2 separate regions of the Homo sapiens genome follow, and region 2 is linked to region 1. The links are chromatin loops, found by intact Hi-C in ENCODE. Cell type or tissue: testis. All regions are shown on one strand. Region 1 overlaps RELT (RELT TNF receptor). Region 2 overlaps ARHGEF17 (Rho guanine nucleotide exchange factor 17).

What was found. A loop is a pair of places that touch in the nucleus more often than their neighbours do. Peaks named below come from ENCODE experiments on the same cell type or tissue, not always from the same donor. Only the 100,000 strongest peaks of a DNase experiment are listed, where the experiment ranks them.
Region 2: it touches region 1 in a loop (2.0-fold over the local background); 84 of 110 quality-filtered maps call a loop at or near these places.

The regions. Positions count from the first base shown.
Region 1 is chr11:73,392,287-73,394,786 of GRCh38, reverse strand. RELT (RELT TNF receptor) reads right to left here. Exons shown (of 11, transcript NM_152222.2): 6 at 2,319-2,500; 7 at 870-950; 8 at 470-551; 9 at 53-310. Among named protein-coding and RNA genes, the nearest start is that of RELT, 17 kb to the right of the region's middle. In testis, a CTCF peak has its summit at 1,024 (motif pointing right); a DNase peak (open chromatin) is centred at 1,046.
Region 2 is chr11:73,343,418-73,345,917 of GRCh38, reverse strand. The region is part of intron 1 of ARHGEF17 (Rho guanine nucleotide exchange factor 17); the gene reads right to left. Among named protein-coding and RNA genes, the nearest start is that of RELT, 32 kb to the left of the region's middle. In testis, no CTCF peak of the experiment used is centred here; a DNase peak (open chromatin) is centred at 1,457; H3K4me3 peaks cover 146 bases.

The DNA of each region.
Region 1 (2,500 bases):
CCCCAGGCTGTCACGTCTTTACCTGCCCCTGCTGCATCTGTGCCCATCTCACCTGCCCACAGACAAGATGGTGATCTCGCCCTGACGCCCTGCCTTGGCCCCGGCCTTGGGAACCCTGGTCGGGTTAGGCAGAAGGCTGGGAACAGGAGTAGTGGCGGCTACAGCCTCAGGGGACAGCAGCACCTCGGGCCACTTCTTCTGGCTACAGCGGGAGCAGCAGGGGCCAGAGAGCGAGGCCAGGCCCTGCACGGTGTGGAGATGGTGGCGGTGCGGGCAGATGTGTGGCACGTTCGGGGGCGCTGGCGGCAGCCTGCAGGGGGCACAGGCAGAAGTGGCCATAGGCCAGGCCAGGGGCAGGAGACCCCAGCAGGGAACAGGGTGACTTGAGGGAGACCCAAGTGGGAGATCCCCAGGAGGCAGGCTGGTTAATGTAGGTTTTGGCCCCGTTATCTCCCACCAGCCCACTCACTTGGACACAGGCCTGTGGCTCGTCTGCACCAGCTGTTTGCTGTGGTACTCTTTCAGCAGCTCCTCCAGGGCCGCAGCATTCTCTGTGGGTAGCTGCAGTCAGACCCTCACTGTGGCCATATGGGACACACCTCCCACCCCCTGCCCCAGCAGAGAACCCCCCACCTACCCTCCATACCACCACTCCCAGCCTGGGCTGTGCGCCTTTTCCTCCCACTTCATCAGGCAAGAATGGGAGGCAGAGGTGTGCACTCCTGGGTCAGAGAGCACCAGGCTGCTTGAGGCACCCTGGCAGGGAAGGCAGAGCAGGGCAAGACTCTGCCCACCGCGGCTGCCTCACAGGCTCCTGGAGGAAACCCTCCTCTCCTGGGCACTGGGATGGGGTCAGACCTTCTCCTCACCTTTCTTCTCTGTGATCAAGCGCACCAGGACCCCAATGGTGTCCTCATTGGCATCCTCAGTCCGGTAGGCAGGGTTGATTCCTGGGGAAGAGAAGGGCCCTGATCCTGGGGAAGAGGGGGAAGCCGCACTCCTGAGCTAAACCATGATCTGCCAGCAGAGGGCAACCCTGGCCTTCTTAAGGGCCCTGAGCATGTGCATTTAGGTGACAAGCCTCCCAGAGCCCTGCAAATGTGGGATCCAGGCTCAGAGAAGCCCATATCACCTTCATGATTCAACACCAGTGCTTCCTGCACCCAACAGCCCGGGTGCATAGAGGCTTCAGGGCCACGTGAACTCCAGTCATTGAATTGGGCGGGCGAGGGGGCGGTGCGTCAGCGTCTTCTGGGTCTGCACTGTCTCCTCCTCAGCCTCAAGGAGCTGTGGGCTGCCACCCTACCCAGAACTCCCCAAATCTACAGCAAACTGCTATTCCATGGCCTCTCTACTGTGCCCTATGTAACAATTTAACTGAGTGCCCCTAGTCAGCTTTGGGCCCAAATCTCAAGGGTGTGAGAATGGGCCACGATGATCAGCCCTGGGCCCAGCAGCAAACAGAGCTCCCAGGACTTGCACCCAGGCAGCATCCAGCAGTTAAAGGGAAGTCTCTAGGAAAACAAGCACAGTCCCAGGCAAAATGGCCCTGAGTCACCACGTTTCCTCCTGCCGGCTTACTGCTCCTGTCCGCTTCCTGCCCCCGCCAGACTTCAGTGTCAGGACTTAGAAGGGTCTCTGGCTCCCATGCCAGCCCCAGACAGCCGAGGGTGCTAGCATGGGAGATGCCATTTCACTCTTGAGGTAGCCACAGGCTCCCATGGGCCCAGGGCAGGGTGTGTGCGAGTGGGCCCCTGCCCTGCAGGGGAGTAGTGGTGTGGGGAAGAAGGAAAGGGGCCCGGGGCCCTGGGGGTGAAGGTGGTGGCGCATGCCTGTCCCTCCGGTTCCAGGCCTTGTAACTCAAACTACAGCCTGGAACCAAAACCCGAGCCCCTTATGGTGCCTGCCCAGGACAGGACAGCTGCCCTGCCAGCCCTCCTGCCACAGGGCACTCCTGCTACTCCAGGCCAGAGGTCAGAGGTCACCTTGAGTAACTCCAAGGCCACCATCCGACCCTGGAACCATACACACAACTGTGGCCTCCAAAGAGTCCAGATCCCCACATCTGGGCAAGGCTTCACCCAGGGTAGGATCCACTGAAGCCACTTGACCAGCTGTGCCACCTCTGCTCTGCCCCCACGGCCACACCTTCGTCCCCTTACCTTTCCTCCCATGTTGTCAGTCTGCAGCTATCACCTCCCAAGCCTCTCCCTCTCAGACCCCAGAGGCCAGGCAGGATTCCGCTGGCAGCCCCCAAGTGGAGCTGGGGCTGGGCTCGTGCCCCCGTCCTTCCCACCTGGACCCCAGCTGGGCCTCACCACTGCCTCCACCTCCAGGGCCGGGCCCGACCTCCTTGTGCGCCGTGCAGTGGTAGCCCTTCCGCTTGAGGAGGTTGCACACCAGGATGCCCAACAGCCCCATGAGGCAGAAGACAGGGACGATGGCGATGACCGCGTACTGGGCGGCTGTCTCCTCTGGGCCACCTGCCCGGGTGCCGTTC
Region 2 (2,500 bases), 49 kb after region 1:
CTTCCCTTCTCTGGCAGAGACTCCACTCCAAGCCCTAGACCCCTAGACTCCACTCCTGACCCCTCTAAAGCCCTAGAGTGATCCTGGGCAAGGCCCCTAACTCCTCTAGGCTCCAGATCTCTGGGTTATTCTCCTCTCTCCCCTCCCCTCCCAGGTCTCGGCTTGGCCTGAGCATCTGTGGACCGTATCTCGGGTTCCTGCCATCAAGGCTTACTGGTTCGAGCAAGTGCTGTGCAGATGGCAATGCCAGGGTGTCCATGTCTGTGGCATCCCTCCAGCCTCCACCTCTAGTCCTTCAGGGTAGGAACTCAACCAGTGGGGCTGTCCTGGTCACTGCTATGCCCAGGGCTCATGTTTTAGTGGACCTGAGCCCAGGCCTGTCCTGCCTGACCCAGCCACTGCTCCCCCTCTGCTTGTGGCACACCCACTTCAGATCCCTTGCCCTCTGACCAGGGACTCAGGGGCAAGGCCTGTCCCCACAGTGTCCTATAATGAAGCACACTCAGAAAAGTGAGCTCCCATGCTAGGAACTCAGTGGTGGGGGTGTGAAGGACACCCCTTGGGGCAGGGAGGAAGGGGGGCTGGCTCTCCCCATCCTTGCCAGCCCACCATTGCCAGCCCTGGGCTCTGACGGGTGGGAAGGTACCTCAGGGCCTCCGGAAACAGCAGACCAGAGCCTCAGAGCCTCTGGAGACAAGCAGACCATCTATCCTCGGTACTCTTGTGACCTCTAAAAAACCAGGGCAGCTTCCAGAAGGAGGCAGTGCGAGCAAGGCTCACTGTAGGATGGAGACTTGGGAGAGCGTGGAGGGCCAGGAAGGCCTCCCGAGGACAGGCCCAGATGCCTAATCCTGCCCTACCCCACGCCAGGGACATCTCAGCACCCCACAGACATGGTCTTGCTTCAGCCTCACACTCAGCTCTGTGACACAGGTGTTGCCATTTCCACTGCACAGGTGAGGGGTCATGTCAGAGAGGTGACATGACTTGTCCAAGATCACACAGCCTGTGAGTGGCAAAGCAAGGACCAGGGTCTCTTCAGCCACCTCATGACTCTCAGGGCCCCAGCCCCTGGAGTTCTCGCCCAGACTGACTGGGCAGCCACGGGCCACAGGTCCCCAGCACTGCCCTTACTGGCTGTGTGACTGTGGTGTCACCTAATGGCCCTGTTTCCACATTCTCTTCCATGAAATGGAGCTAATAACCCCGCCCTCCCATCACCGTGAAGGCAAAGGCGGCAGCGAGCAGAGCAGCTCTGTCCACACGCAGCAGGTCACCAGTGTCCACCCTTTCTCCCCCTCAGTGAGACGGCGTGGGGAGCTCCCTGACAGCAGGGCCAGGCCAGGCGCGGCCCTGGGCCCCTCAGCCACACTCCCCCGCCCACACAACGGCCCATCAGGCCCAGCGGGCACCACAATGGTCATGGTCAGGGAGGCTTCCTGAGAGGCAGGGCTGGCGCTGTGCCTGATGCCGGGAGGCTGGGGTGACACGGGGAGGCTGACGCTGCAAATGCCCGCCTCTCCCAGCCTCCTCCCTGCGGCAGAGCACAGCGGCCTGTCACTCAGCTGTCAGGTAAAGACACAGAAAACAAGGCCAGCTCCCTGTCACTGCGCGAGCAGCCCTCTACACGTGCCCACCACGGGTGTAGTGTGCGGGGGTTGCGGGGGTGGACAGGGGAGGCAGGAGGCAGACAGCGCAGCTGTCAGCCTGAACAGCAGGCCCACCTGTTCCAGGCAGAACAGCCCTTCACACCCAGCCTCCCCACAGCACCCCTCATCCCTCACCAGCCCCATCCCCAGACCTTCGCTACACCGGGCACTGAGGTGGGCACTGGGGGATACAGCAGGAAGACAGAGGGGGCCACTCCTGGGATGACTGGGGCATCACAACCCAAAGACTGAAACCCTGACGGGCACAGTGTGAAGACAGACACGCACACAGAGACGCCATAAAGGCAAGCCGCCCCACACAGAAATAAAAAACGCAGCCAGGTCACGCAGCTGAGAACCAGGCCCGCCAGCTCAGAGACTTGAGGCTGTGGAGAGACACATCATTGCACGGGGAGGGGACAGAATTACAGCCCCCACTGGGGCCGGGAGCATGGCACAGAGTCCAGGCCCAGAGACACACAAAGACAGGGAAACAGCCCCAAGACGCCTCCCCTCCCCTGCAGGGGTACACACACTGAGCGAGAACGGGGACGCTGCTGTTCCCACCGCAGCATGACTCCTCCAAGGGCCAGCAGGCCCAGCGGCAGGGAGAGGATGGCAGTGGGGGTGCAAAACTGACTCTACTTTCCAGCACACACATACACCAGGGCCACCTCAAGCCTAAGAGGAGGGCTGGGAAAACCTCTCCTTCCTGAGCCTGTGGACCCAGGATAACACTGGCGACAGCCTCAGCTTCTACAGGCACTTCTGCAAGCGGAGTGCCACCAGGCCTTGACCCTCAGCGCCCTGCCAGCCACACCACCGCCTGCCAGGGTTCCTCACCGGCAATC